2 separate regions of the Mus musculus genome follow, and region 2 is linked to region 1. The links are chromatin loops, found by intact Hi-C in ENCODE. Cell type or tissue: left cerebral cortex. All regions are shown on one strand.

Evidence for each region. A loop is a pair of places that touch in the nucleus more often than their neighbours do. Peaks named below come from ENCODE experiments on the same cell type or tissue, not always from the same donor. Only the 100,000 strongest peaks of a DNase experiment are listed, where the experiment ranks them.
Region 2: a loop joins it to region 1, with 3 times the contacts of the local background. A loop is called at or near these places in 4 of 42 quality-filtered maps.

What each region holds. Positions count from the first base shown.
Region 1 is chr14:101,939,435-101,947,434 of GRCm38, reverse strand. No RefSeq gene overlaps it. Among named protein-coding and RNA genes, the nearest start is that of Lmo7, 210 kb to the right of the region's middle. In left cerebral cortex, CTCF peaks have their summits at 523 (motif pointing left) and 4,406 (motif pointing left); DNase peaks (open chromatin) are centred at 144, 521 and 4,339; H3K4me3 peaks cover 492 bases.
Region 2 is chr14:102,170,059-102,178,058 of GRCm38, reverse strand. Gm41232 (a long non-coding RNA gene) reads right to left here and starts at 3,652. Exons shown (of 3, transcript XR_874905.1): 1 at 3,440-3,652. In left cerebral cortex, no CTCF peak of the experiment used is centred here; a DNase peak (open chromatin) is centred at 3,601.

The DNA.
Region 1 (8,000 bases):
ATCACTCATGCACAGTGCGAAATATTTCCATGACATCACCTCCCTTCTGTGACAACAGTGATGGGGAGACGCTGTCTGCAGTCCCAGTGGTGGGAGGGTTCCATGGTGGCTATGGGAACTGGCAGGGAACGGTACAGAACCCCGCTTAAGTGTAGTCACTTAATGCATGTTGCAGTCCTAGCTCTGCCAGTTGCCAGCTGGGTGACTTTCGCTTATCCTCAGTTTCACGATCTCTCTAGATAATTTTGGACGCCACCCAGGGTGCAGAGTTTGATGTAGTTATTATTAAAAGGAACGGGTTGCGCCGTGCCTTTGCACACGGTAAGCACTAGATAAATGCTAAGCGTTGTCGTATGCGTGTAATAAAGGCAATGCTCAAACATGAGAGCTTACAGTGCGTCCGAAGATTCTATCAGAATTACAACTTTATTTCAAATTTTACATTTTGTAATATAGATTTTCATTATTTCTGGTGTCTAAAAGGCACACACTTCAGGGATTGTATTTGCCTGCCCCCTAGTGTTAAGAGGAGCTCACTTCAGCAGACGGTTGGGCTACGCTCCTAAAGGGCTCTTTTGCGGATTAGAAAGGGGAAACCTGGGGGCGATGAAGTGAAGGCCGTCATGTCTGAAGGGTGGGGCTGGAACCTCAATCTCAGAACTCTTCCCTTCCTCATGTTCTTCCTCAAACCAGTACAAGGATATATGAATGTGTGTGATGGTTAAAAAATAGCTTGAAAAACTAAAGCAACTTGGACAAATTCAATAACCACACGCCATGTTCTGTTCATTCAAAACGTCAGTCACTGCTCCAGACCGCTACATGAGCTGTATTATAATGACCATTTTTTTCGGAGGGGAGAAACTGGGGTACAAGGAGATGAGATTTGTTAGGCTGCTCTTCATGATGCAAACAACTACAGAAATAAAGAAAACCAGGCAGCTCTAATGTTGATGGGGGATGTCAATGGTAGAAAAACGGATCAAAAGCTCCAATAGGATGGAACCTTCAACTGATGTTGTCTAAACTTCTGAGAGCTCTCTCTGCAGAAAAGGCAGTGAGTGGCGACGTCTCTAAAGTAGCTTAGGCTAGGAAAAGGTTCTTGTGTGTTCTGCATACTTTACAAATGGGGTTTATATGGTTTTTAAAAGACTTGGCTGACCAGGGCAGGGCAGGCTGGGAAGTAACTCAGTTGGTAAAATCTTTTCTTTGTTGTGTATGACCCTCAGCAACCACAGAAACAAAGCTGAGGTCGGTGTCACCCCAATAACCCAAGTGCTAGGGCAGCAAAGGTGGCCATGATGTGTACCCTTATACTCTTGAAGCTAGAGAGACAGAGATAGGGTAATCAGGGCTTGCTGACCAGCCAGTCTAGCCAACACGTAAGCTCTGGGTTCAATAGCAGATCCTGTCTCACAAAGTAAAAGTGAGAGTGACTGAGGAAGACACCTGACATGACCTGTGGCTTGCTCACACGAAAACCACGGGGATCAAAGGGCAGGGTCAAGTGTGTCCTCAAGGAATGTTAATTCCTGAGCTTCATGGCACTTCACTCTACATTTTCAGTAAAACACCATCCCTGAGCAGTTGTGTTCACAGCATGGACCCATGGTCCACACTGGTGAGGCCTGACATGGAGATGGGAAATCTGTCTACACTGCCTTCTGTGGATATTACATTAGTATATTAGTATAATAGATTATATTAGTATATTGGTATACTCGATTATATTAGTGTCAAGAAAAAAATCCATGCAGTTGGGCTTCTCTTTCTACAATGGCTTCAGAGTTGGGTAGGAATAGCTGCTCATCACAGCATAGGTGAATTACTGTGGATTTCATGAGGTTTTAGATGCATAGCCCTTTTTCAAATGGCAATAATGACTGGTCATAAGATTTTGTAACTTCCATCAGATTAGAGAATAGCTCAGGAATTAAGAGCGCTGCTACTCTTCCAGGACCAAGGTTTGATTCCCAGCTCCCATGTGGAGGCTGACAACCATCAGTGACGCCAATCTCAGGAACTCTGATACCCTCTTCTCACCTTTCTGGGTATTCCGTGCACATGGTGAACAAACACATCATTCAGGCAAAACACCCATGTATGTAAACTTTTCCCCCCAAGATTTCATAAGCTGCTGACAGGTTACCTCAGTTGGTTAGGGTGTGGTCGTGGGTTTGATTCCCTTATCATGGACTACATCCCTAATGTATGGCAGAGACTTGATGTACCAAGGTGGGGGAATATCCAGGGGGGCCCACACTCTTAGAGGAGGAGGAGGGGAACGTGGAGGGGGCAGCAATCAAGATATAAAAAACAACAATAAAGAAAATAATAATAATAAATTAATAAAATTAATAAAAAGTAAAAAAAAAGTAATTTCCAAAAGAAAACTATTGTAATCATAGCCAACTAGACCTTTCACAACAGGGTGACTATGGGCATTTGGGGGACCTGGCTAAGCTTAGATTTAAAGATTTTTCTCTGTGAAATGCCAGGCAGCTTTGTAATGAGTTTTACATAGCATCCGACCACTTTCTTTGTAGAGAACCGGCTTCCAGGAAACGCTTCTCCTCCTTCAAGTCGCTCTATCCACAATATCATCTTTGCAGAAAGAAGAGGGCAGAGCCAAATGAAAAGAAAATGTGGTACCCAGCTTTAGAAAAGTTTGGCCATAGGAGGAAAATCAAACTCAACATGAAAAACACCAGAAGCAAGGCAGTGGGGACAGTCTTACAGACTCTTAGTGAAAAAAAGGAAGTTTAGGGATGCCTCTCTGGTATTGCAGTTTTCAGACATTGACAGGGCATAATCCAAATGTGTGAAGCTGAAAGAAACAGAGCACCCATCAGTATTTTGTTCAGCCATGCTAACAAAAAACTAAACTATTTTATTTTAAAACATACTATTTCCTTATCGAACTGTACACTGTCTCTAGAAGAGGCCAATGAATTTCCACAGGCATCAGCGTCTGTGGTCTCCCTCTGCTTGTCTGTGTTTTCTTACCCATGGTCTTCAAAGCAGTTGATTCTTCCCTCCCTCAGTAAAATGTACAGTGCCCACTCCTCTGTCTCATGAAGATGTCTGTTTAGCCATCACTGGACTCAGGAATCCAAGACAATCCCCATAGAGACTAGAAGCTCACCCATTCCCCTCCACCTCGCCCGCTGCACTCGGCAGCGCTCACCTGACATTAGTACGGCTCTCCCTATGCTCCATCGAGGACATTTCTGTTTTTCTGCATCACAGAGAGCAAGGCCTCCACGTAGTGGGTCTTCATTACTCAGAGGTTAAAAGATAAGGTTAACTCCTTCAGAACTGGGGCTTGGCTTTACCTGGCTTCACTACCAATGACCAGCAAACAATTCCCACACTTCAAACTGTTCCAAGAGGCCATGGTAAGAGTCTCCGACCACCCTGCTCCATCTATCCAGTCTATGATTCATTCCTTTGATCTACAGGACACGGGTTTCGCATCCACACTCCATGAGCCATCTTGGTAATCAAGCCAGCTGTCAGAGCTGCATAATGACCATAGGGGGCTGATATTTCAGACTTCTACTTAGATATCCAGAGAAAGACCGCTGTGCACCATTCACATCTGTAAACACACATCCATATGTAGATATATGGAGATGTTTACATATTTAGATTGTTTTTTTATGCCCAAACAAATGATAGGGTTACCAATCTGCCTAAGGGGGGGTACTCAGCCCTGGGAATCCAAAACAAAGGGAGAACCCAGCAATTACACTCCTGTGTTTAATGCCTTTGCCTACTGGGTTGACTGTTTTGTTTGGGGGTAGGGGTTACGGTTTTTTGTTTTTCATTTTGATCACAGGTAATTCTAGTATTTACACATCTCAAAGATGCACTAGGTTTTTTGTTTGTTTTGTTTTTGGAGAGGGGGTGGATGATTTTTAAAAGATTTAAAAAAAAACCAAACTGGAAGTGTTTTAAAACCACTGTTCTAGAGAATTGACTTTCCCACAAAGAAAATCAGAAATGGCTGCAACCACACCCCACTGCAAAGACTGTGGTCTCAATAGCTGGGAGGGCATTGCGACTCCTGAAACACCATCTCCACGAAACAGGGCAGCTCTGGACTACAGTGGTCCAGCCCTGCTTGCTAAGCCAGAGAGAGCCTTGTTCTCCCAGCACACCCTTGAAGCTCAGAGCTCCAAGCCAGAGGAGGATGTTGCTGCCCTCCAGATACTTGTCCTTTAAGAACCATGTTAATCTTTTAGCCCGTGTCCTGTAGGACTCAGTGCTCAGTGCCTGGACTTCTAATATGGACGAACTTAGCTGTGCAACATCTGTCTTGTAAATTACCAGCCCTTAAAAGAAAACGGAGGGAGAGCATTTGGCCTCCTTCCTGTGTCCACACTGCCACCTAGTGTTCAGAATGCAGAAAAGAACTGCAAACTGCAAACTGAAAACTCCCAAAGAAAGGGCTTAGAATGCTACTGCAGACGTGCTTTTTCTTACGGACTTTTGAAAATTCTACCCATTCTCTCTTGTCTCAGCAGCTCAACATTTTACAAAATAGAGGGGATTTTTTTTTCTTTCAAAATTATGAAAAATGGGCTGAAAAGATGTAAGGTGATGACTTCCCCAGTTCATCTTACTTTCTGTCTTTTGTTTGGCCAGAAACACTTGGACCTCTCCATTTTTAGTAATGCATTTCAGTTGTTTTTGTTTTGTTTTGTTTTGAATGCATATAGCCTCCAATGTGCACATTTAACATATTTGTTCCCACAAAAATCATATTACATATTATTAAAATATGCTAAAGATGAAAGAAAAAAGCAATCTTTCTAAATCTCGTGTGTGTGTGTGTGTGTGTGTGTGTGTGTGTGTGTGTGTGTGTGAATGTGTGTGCACATGTTTGAGTGATAGCAGATATGAGTGTGACACTGCACACTTGTGGAATTTGAACACTTGCAAGTCCACGCCTTCCATCTTGTGTGAGACAGGGTCTCCTGCTGTTGGCCTATACCTGGTTACACAGCTCCCAAGTTTCCTGGGCTTCTCCAGTCTCTGCCTCTTTTCTAGCCTTAGGAGGGCGAAGATTGTAGACCTAGAGGTGCGACCACAGACAGCTCTTTCCCGGTTTCCAAACTCGGACCCTAATTACCCTTACAACAAGCAAAAAATGGTATTTGGGGCTCTACTAGATGTGTGGCCTTTAAAACTTTTCTCAAAAATATTAGTTGCAAATGAGACTGGTTACTTGTCAAACATTTACTTTCCTCCAAAAGACCTCTTAACAATGAAGACTTTATAAACAACGAATTTAAAAATGGCCTACAATTTTTTTTTCAAATAGGAGTTATTTTTCACACATTTTAAAATTGGTCTCTTTACCTTACAAAGAAATGATAAAGCTTACTTAACTTTTAAGTTTATGCTAGAAAACAAAGACCAGGCCACTCGTCAGTGAGCTGGATAGACAGATTTGAAATGCTTTTTGTAGAGGAAAACACAGAAACCTCAGCTATTGCCAAAGGAAATCATGAAAACAGCCATCAAACACTTGCTAAGAAAAACCATGGCCAATTCCTATCTGTGTAGACAGTGCTATTACACCCTGGTAGGATCTGGCTTTCAGAAAACTAACCACCTTTGGGGATTTCTGGCTTAAATTCCATTGATGATAAAAACCTGCAATAAGTGGAACAAAGCTAGTACAGGGGTAACATTATTCTGGGAACATCTTATTCTGAAATAACGATTCAGCCAATGGACAGGACTGCATGATTTTACTGCCAAATGTCTTTAATAGGGAAGTAATCCACTGTTGTGTATCCAGCCTTCTAGAGTGCTTTCCTTTTCATTGGCTCACAGGGAAGTCATTTTTGGATTCCTCACTGGGTCATAAGTTAGCAAACTCCGGAAGGGATGGAGACATCTGCACTGTAAAGCCACCCTCCACACTGAATTATTAGTTTCCACGTCTGTTTCTTCGGCAACATTTTCTGTGCTTCTTCCAGTAATATTCACTGACAAAGGACTCGCCATGTTCTTTTCAATACATAGTTGCTGCGTTTACATCTTCTCAGGAGGACCACATCATTGACTTTGACCAGCACTGTAAAAATGAATTCTTCATCTTCCTCATGTGCTTCACTGCTTTGCTGGCAGGGAGATGCAAAGAGCAGATTGCAAGTCATGGCGATGTGCTCAAAGCTAAAGACCAAGGGCAGCACTGCTGCTAAGCCCTGCACACTGTGCTTCATTCCCAGTCAGGTCCTGAGATGCCTGTGTAGTGCATGGGTGACAAATGGGACTGTCAAAACCAGCATTATGTCAGCCTCTATGAGATATTGGGAAAGCTTAAATTTTCATTTCAAACATTAAAATACATGTAAATCAATGTTTTAATATTTAAACAAGTTCTGCCATCCTCTGCCTAGAATCGGACGACCTCACAGCTCATTCTGTATTCTACTCACGGAGCAGGTGACTTTCCTTCCAGCGAAACAGGCACCACTGGGGTCACAGAAAACACGTCTGTCAACCGACAAGCCCACGGAGACCACAGGTGCCTTTTTATTATCTTTTGGGTAAGAGTATGTATTTATAAATATGACTTCATAAACACTAGTATTTATAGTTGGAACTACACTAATCTCCCCTCAAAGAAGCAGAACCGTGAATGAAATAACATTAATTCATGATTTTTAGCTGGCAAATATCAAAGTAGTTATAAGTATACTGAATAATTTCCCCCAAAACTGTCTCATCCAAAGCTGTAAAATGTGTAAATAAGCACCCCAGACTGTCAACTTTGTAGATGTGGGGAGTAGTAATGTTTACACAAGAGCTTTGAGCTAGGACCAAGGGTGGGAGCGGAAACTGACAATGGCTAGACCGTGTAGCACACACCCTCCATCCGTGCTTCAGTGAATGGTGATGCTTCTAGCATCCCTGCAGAAACCAGTGGAACACACACAGGGCCTACAATGACTCATTGCACAGTCGTGCATACATTGCCAGTGCTCAGTGGCTACCTGTTAAGAGGAGAAATCCTTACCTGGCTGATTTTAATCTGAAAAACTTGCAGAGCATAGACTGAATTATGCTTGAAAGCCTCTCCCTCAGAGAAAATGGGGTTTGACCGTATGGGGAGAAGAAGTCAACTGTTCACAGCTGTACTTAATAATGTGAAACCGCCATGCACTGTCCTACTTTGGACAGTTCTGACATGTAGAGAGTGCTCAACACGCCCTGATATGAATTCTGTAAGGCCACTTTCATCTGTCTTCCTGAGACAAGGACTCAAGCATTGTGGGCATTCTAACCTAAGTCTCAGACAGCCTCAGACAGGGCGTCTCACGGCTCAGACATCCTAAATTGGATTGGAAGTAAGAAGAGCTTTCCATTACTCAAGGACTTGAACTCAAAATCCCTCAGACCAACTCCAAAGGACTTTCCCTGAGTGCTGTGTAGTAGGTTGAAGAGGCAAATGTGCTCCTAACAAATGGACGGTTTAAATGGAAACATGGATAGTCAGTGTCTCACAGGCAAACCTGTAACACAGTAATCTTTTGGAGCTAATTTTAAGAAATAAATAGCATGCAAAAATATATCAATTTATGATCTTTGTAGGCTCTACTGTGGCATTTGCAGTAAATTCTATTTTTACTCTAATCTACTTGGGATAATCCTCTGCAGAAATAAGTTGTGAAAAAATAAATTTAACTGTCCATAAAGTACTTTAAGGGTCTTTATAATGTAAGTAGCAAAGAGCTTCATCGAGTTACAAAGCAAAATAAGAACTTCCCAAGTCACCTAAATGTAGCATCTAACACCAAACCTTACGAGTTTAGAGTTTAACTGTAGGAAAAGAATACTCAATTCATGTGTTGCAGTCCTGAAGTTTATATAAGAAATTTGAAGATGAAATTGTCTTTCACAGATTTTACAGCAGGCATTTGCAAAGTAACCAGGTTTCTCCTCACCATTGCCCTGAGCCAGTCTTTTCTAGTTGGTAGAAT
Region 2 (8,000 bases), 230 kb before region 1:
CCTAAAGTTTTCAAAAAAGATAAGGAAGGACACTTTACACTCATCAAAGGAAAAATCTACCAAGAAGAACTCTATTCTGAGTATCTGTGCTCCAAATGCAAAGGCACCCACATTTATAAAAAGAAACTTTAGTAATGCTCAAAGCACACATTGCACCCCACACAATAATAGTGGGAGACTTGAACACCCCACTCTCAGCAATGGACAGATCATGGAAACAGAAACTAAATAGAGACACAGTGAAACTAACAGAAGTTATGAAACAAATGGGTTTAACAGATATCTATAGAATATTTTATCCTAAAACAAAAGAATATACCTTCTTCTCAGCACCTCATGGTATCATCTCCAAAACTGACCATATAATCAGTCACCAAACAGGCCTCAACAGGTACAAGAAGATCGAAAAAATCCCATGCATCCTATCAGATCATCATGAACTAAGGCTGATCTTCAATAACAAAATAAACAATAGAAAACCCACATACACGTGGAAGCTGAACAACACTCTACTCAATGATACCTTAGTCAAGGAAGAAATAAAGAAAGAAATGAAAGACTTTTTAGAGTTTAATGAAAATAAAGACACAACATATCCAAACTTATTGGACACAGTGAAAGCAGTCCTAAGAGAAAAAATCATAGCTCTGAGTGCCTCCAAAAGAAACTGGAGAGAGCATACACTAGCAGCTTGACAGCACATCTGAAAGCCCTAGAACAAAAAGAAGCAAATTCACCCAAGAGGAGTAGATGGCAGGAAATACTCAAAGTCAAGGCTGAAATCAACCAAGTGGAAACAAAAATAACTCTACAAAGAATCAACCAAACCAGGAGCTGGTTCTTTGAGAAAATCAACAAAATATATAAGCCCTTAGCCAAACTAACTAGAGGGCACAGAGACAGTATCCAAACTAATAAAATCAGAAATGAAAAGGGAGACATATCAACAGAAGCCGAGGAAATTTTAAAAAAAATCATCAGATCCTACTACAAAAGCTTATACTAACAAAACTGGAAAATCTGGATGAAATGGACAATTTCCTAGACAGATACCAGGTACCAAAGTTAAATCAGGACCAGATTAATGATCTGAACAGCCCCATATTCCCTAAAGAAATAGAAACAGTCATTAATAGTCTCTCAACCAAAAAAGTCCAGGACCAGATGGGTTTAGGGCAGTGTTCGACTAGACCTTCAAAGAAGATCTAAGACCAATCCTCAAACTATTCCACAAAATAAAATTAGAAGGTACTCTACCCAATTTGTTCTATGAAGCCACAGTTACTCTGATATCTAAATCACACAAAGACCCAACAAAGAAAGAGAACCTCGGACCAATTTCCCTTATAAATATTGATGCAAAACCACTATTATTTATAATCATATACATCTATATTTTATATATTAATATAATATTATATATGACATTATATGCAAATAATAAATATATTAATATACTATATTAAAGTAACATGTTATAAATATGTTATAAATATTATTTATAATATAATAAATGTATATAATTTATGTAATGATATAATTGTTTTATATATAATTATGTATTATGTTGCATATAATTATTATATATTATATATGATATATGATTACATATCATATATCATATATTCTATATAACACATGACACATGGCATATGATATATGATATGATATATGACATGTGATATATGAAATATGATATGATATATGATATATTATATTATATGTTTTATTTGTCATGCATGTTGTATTATATAATATGTAAATATATATTATAAATATATAATATGTAACACAAACATAATATATAATATATAATTATATACAACATAATACATAATTATATATAAAACAATTATATCATTACATATAATTATATATACATTTATTATACACTAAAATGTACATAACTATAAATGCTAATAAATAATATGTATTTATATATGCATATTATATATAAATGTATAAATTTATATACATTTAGATAGATACATGCCAATGACCTAAGTGTCCACTATCTGTTAAATACACAAGGAAAACATTCATTCAATCATAAGAAATAATCAAATCCTGTCATTTAAAACACTATATATAGAGTTGTGAATCATTACATGAAACAAGAAATGCACAACAACAGCAAATGACATACATACATCATTCCTACGTGGATCCTGACAATGTTTATCTCATGAGGGTAGAATGGTGGTTACCAGAGCCAAGGAAACAGTAAAGGAGGAGGGAGGGGTGAGAAAAGCTGGATCAATGGGTTCTAAGTTACAGTTAGGTTCCTTGTGAGGCATAGGATCCAAAGTTCCGCCGTGCCACTGTAGAATGCGGTGGTGATCTTGGTGAGATGTCTTTAGCAGTAAAAGTAGAGACTTGGGGACCGAGGTATGAAAAGAAGTGGAGGAATGTTAAATCCACTTCACTAAGTGAGTGGGGTCAGTCTGGAAAACTATGTCATGGTGTTCACTCTGAGGCATGATGCAGAAGTGTGGATATGGTAAGGATGCCAACCAGGGATGGCAGAGACTGAGGACAAAATCAAAGCACACCGAATGTTTAAGTCATCCCAGTTCATCTCTATGGCATGATTCCATGGAAATATGCTACTATAAATTTGTCCAAACCCTTAAGATATAATCAAGATATAATCACTGGATTATGGTGATCATGATGTGTGGAAGTCAGTTCATCAACTGTAAAAAAAAACCCACCGTAATATGGGAAGACAATAATGGAACTTTGAGAGGCAGAACAGAATTGCGGGGAAACCCTCTGTACTTTCTCCTTCGTTTTTCTATGAACCTAAAACTGCCCTTTAAAAGTGAAGCTGTCAGCAAGCTTCTCTTGGCATCCACAATGGTGTCTGGGTTTGGTTTCTGTGCGTGAGATGGAGCTTGCTGACAGGAGCCTGATACAGCTGTGTCCAGAGAGACTCTGCCAGAGCCTAACAAGTAGAGAGGTGGATGCTCGCAGCACCAGGACTCCAATGGAGGACATAGGAAAAGGACTGAAGGAGCTGAAGGGGTTTGCAACCCTACAGAAAAAAAAAAAACAATATCAACCAACCAACCAGACACCCCCGTGCTCCCAGGAACTTAACCACCAACCAAAGAATACACCTGGAAGGACCCATGGCTCCAGCTGTATACTTAGCAGAGGATGGACTTGTGGGGCATCAATGGGAGGAGAGGCCCTTGGTCCTGTGAAGGCTCTATGTCCTAGTGTAGAGGAATGCCAGGGTGGTGAGGGGGGAGTGGGTAGGTGGGGTAAGCACCCTCATAGAAGTAGAGGGAGGGAGATGGGATAGGGGGTTCCTGGGGGGGGGACTGGGAAGGGCTGATAACATTTGAAATGTATAAAGAAAATATCCAATAAAAAAGTGGAGTTGGTGATTTAAGCAAAAGAATCAATGAAGGGAGAAAAAGAGTGAAAATACCATCATGAGAGGAAACTGGATGTGTGTGGTTTGGTTTTACATAGTTTCTCAGTTTTCCCAAAACATCCTTCAGTTTTCATTTCACTTCTCACTCCTCTGGAGGCAGGCAGGGACATGATGATAAAGCCCAGCATATCAGCACTGAAATCAGGAGCAGACAACAGATGGATGGTGTCTTAGTTAAGGTTTTACTGCTGTGAACAGACACCATGATCAAGGCAACTCTTATAAGGACAACATTTAATTGGGGCTGACTTACAGGTTCAGAGGTTCAGTCTGTTATCAAGGTAGGAAAATGGCAGCATCCAGGCAGGCACAGTGCAGGAGGAGCTGAGAGTTCTACATCTTCATCTGAAGGCTGCTAACAGAACACTGGCTTCCAGGTAGCTAGGATGAGAGTCTTAAAGCCCACCCCCACAGTGACATGCCTACACCAACAAGGCTATACCTCCAAATAGTGCCACTCCCTGGGCCAAGCATATACAAACCATAACAGACAGTAAAGTCAGGAACATGAGAGCCACTTCTGGGCAATGTTTTCCTGAGTTGATTGCCTGTGTGGGAGAAACTCCCTGCCTGGGCTTTTGTGAGGGGCCTAAGGGTTCTCATGCGTCAAGTCCCCCCTTTCCACACAGAACACACGGCATTACTCTTCCCTGACAAGATCACACCATAACCTTCTCTGGCTTACAGTCTGTAATCATTTTATATTCAAACCAAATTTGATTGAAAGTGATGTCTGGCGATCTCCCTATTGTCTCTGACTTTCTGTGGCTGACAGCTATTTAATATCTGACAGCTATTCAGTTTCCACGCCTGTCTTCCTTTGTGGTTCCTCTTATAAAAGCAGTCATGATTCACAGTCAGATTTTCTTTTATATAATCTCTTTTTATTGTTTGAGAATTTCATACAAACATATGGGGTTTTTTTTTTCATTAAATTCACCCTCCCACTCCCCCACCCATCACTTTTCAAATTCATGGATTTTTTTTTTTAACTTATTGAATTTACTGAATGCTGCTGTTATGTGCACGGGTGCAGAACCCAGGGTGCATGAGTAGCCTCCTAAGGGCTGCATTAATGAAAGAAACTGATTCACCTCTCCACCATCAACCATGAAATGCCAACAGTTCTTCTTGCTGAGTGAAGCTGGGGAGACTCTTCTTCCATGAGCTCCTTCCCCATCCATGCTGGAATATGGCTGGCTCAGTTGTGCGCAGGTTCCAGCCACTGGGAATTCATGTGTGTAATGGCCCTGCCTTGTCCAGCAGACACAAAGATTTTCTTGAAGACTCCTGGGTAACTCAAGTTTCATTTGTTTCATCTCTCTGCCTATCCTGCAGGCACTTTATGAACTTTCAAACAGATTCTCAGTCTTGCTTCTAATGATTTATGGGGCCAAATAATTGTATGTTGTGGTAATCTCTCCTATGTTAAATTAGAATCACAGAGATTTTAATACTCTTACGTGTCTTCCTGTAGATCACTAAGCAAGCCAATGGGAAAAGAAAATCTATATGACATTCCTCTCACATTCCAACTGGCTTTCTGGCCAGTTAAGGTTTTATTATTCATTAGTCTTTCATTGTCATGCTATGTCCAGAGTCCTCTTATAGTTTCTCACAGTGCATAGCTGTGTCTTAAGACAACAGAGTGGTGTCTCAATTCACAGTAAAGAGGCTGTCCTTACTTCATACAAGTTTGGAATCAGAGGGTTTTTTTTTTTTTTTTTTTGCCATTAAAATAACTATGCCCCTCCTGGACTCACCTTTAGACAGACCTTGTTTGAACCCTATGAATATGGAGATTGGACCATATTTTGTCTGGGTAGTCTTTTGATAGAGGTGTTTGTCAGAAGTTCTAGTGGTGAGCCCAAGAATTCAGAAACATTTACCACTTAAGAGATTAGTGTATCTGTGCTTTGTGTATAAAGCTGAATATTCCAGAAAGAATGATTTTCCAAAGCATGCATTTTATGAAATTTTACATATTAAAGATTTTTGTGTTATGATCTCTATTAATTTTAGAAAGCTTACATTTTACTGAAAATAGCAATGATTAATGATAAGTTAAATCTGAATGTTACTGATTCAAGTACAAGTGAAGTTTCTTTTTAATTTTCTCTCAAAATAAATATCCTTAAATTCCAGCTGACATGTTGCTAGTTAAGGAGACCTCCAAACCAGGTCAAATTTGCATAGTTAAGAAAATTCAACGTAAATTACGACAAGACTGTGATTTAAATTTATTTCTACTTGTTTGAACTCACTCAGCAAGAAGCTTGCTAGACCAACATGGCACATAAGCTTTTCTTAGGTCCTTAGGTGAAACACACTGACAAAAACATCTTACTAAATAAATTTCTTGTTAGGATGAGATCTGGCAACAGTCACCACTTGTTTTTCAAGTCCACATACTAAGCAGAATGGAACACATGCTTCAAACCCCAGTGAGGTCATGTGCTAGCAGAATAGAGTAATAGGTGTGGCTGGAACCATTTCAAGCAGTCTGGGGTGTCCCCTGCTGTATCTGTATTTCCAGAACAACCTGAACATTGGAATATTTTCTAGGTGTCTCACTACTCTGCAAAACAAGCCAGAGCACCATTCTTGTGAGGTTATTTTAGAACATGCAGTATATTCCCCTAAATCCTGATTTACATTATGCTTTCAATTTCATTTTTTTTTTTTTTTTTTTTTTTTTTTTTTTTTTTTTTTTTTTTTTAGGCTTCAGGATTCTTCTCATTTCAAAAACGTAGGAGCCAGCCCAGGTTTTTGAATAGTACGAGAGCAAGTTTTGATACAGCAGAGAGATGAAGAGGACCTAGAAAGGGTATGGTTATCCCACTAAAGACTGAAACCTAGAGTAGCTGAGAACAGCAAAGACCTCAGGATGAAGCTGCTCGCTCACCTCACGGTCCCACCGCACTCATCCAAGCGTGTCCCATTTAAGCATCGAGGACAAGGCTTTCTTTTATCGCCAGACTTTTTTATGGGTTCATTGACTCAAAATAATTTTATGCAGCAGTGAAATTAACAAACAGCTTTCAAACCACTTTTATTTGCTGTTGTTTACAGTAAATAGCAAGGACGCTGTTGACTGTCATGTTTGCATGTTTAATATTGAAAGCATGATGGAAGTGTGCTTCCAAGGAAATAATGGAGCAAAATTCAAAGTTGCTAAACTTGCATTGAATTCACCAACAAAATGCTCCATGCTTATCTATTCTTAGCTTAATAATTTCACTCTTCTATAAGAACTGGAGGCTTGGAAGATGGAAAGTATGTATTTCATTTTTACGATTTCTTTTAAAAGTTATCATAAAGTGAACAAGTCCAATAGATCTATTATACCACAAGGTGATGGTAATTAATAATGTATTGTAGTTTTGCAAATGCTGAGTATATGTTAAGTGTTCTCACTGTGGAAAAAAATTGATACATGCGGTAAAGCCCATGTTAAATTGATAGATTAGCCAGTTGTTCCACAGATGTGCATTCCAGAGTGTTGAAGGAAAGAAATTCACACAATTTTATCTGTTGATTTAAAAACAAAGAAGTTATAATTTTCCTTTCACATATTTCATTTCAATTTTTATATCAGCACCCTTTAAAATCAATTGCAGACTTTTAATGTTAACTATAGACTGAGTGCTTTAAGTATGGATTTCTTGGGCTTAGAACAATCTTTCAGATAATAAAGAGCCCAAGTTGTCGGGCAGTGGTGGCACATGCCTTTAATCCCAGCACTTGGGAGGCAGAGTCAGGCAGATTTATGAGTTCAAGGCCAGCCTGGTCTACAAAGTGAGTTCCAGGACAGCCAGGACTACACAGAGAAACCACAGACATGGACGCTCACAGTCAGCTATTGGATGGATCACAGGGTCCCCAATGGAGGAGCTAGAGAAAGTACCCAAGGAGCTGGGGGAATCTGCAACCCTATAAGTGGAACAACAATATGAACTAACCAGTACCCCGGAGCTCGTGTCTCTAGCTGCATATGTATCAGAAGATGACCTAGTTGGCCATCAGTGGAAAGAGAGGCCCATTTGTCTTGCAAACTTTATATGCCTCAGTACAGGGGAACGCCAGGGCCAAAAAGTGGGAGTGGGTGGGTGGGGGAGTGGGTGGGGAAGGGTGTGGGGGACTTTTGGGATAGCATTGGAAATATAGATGAAATAAATACCTAATTAAAAAAATAAAAAATAAAAATAAAGAGCCCGAGTCTATACTCCCTCAAGGAGAACAATATAATACCTTTTACTTCCCCTGATCTTAAAGACCTAGGAGCTAGAGAAAGCCACAGTAAATTTCAATTGCTTTGATGAGTCACTAACACAGGGCAGGTTCATTCTGATTATGTCAACATAACCGTTTCTCCATCTGAAGTGATTTGATTTTTACAAATTAGAAAGGAATTATGTATTAGGTTCTCATGATCAGCCATGGCTCTTAAGTGAATTCACTGTGGAAAATATCTCCAAAGTCAAACATTCTAAGAGGATGGGTTTCAATTTCAGCAATCTAAAAACCTGCAGACTGAGGAAAATGCTTTAGCCAG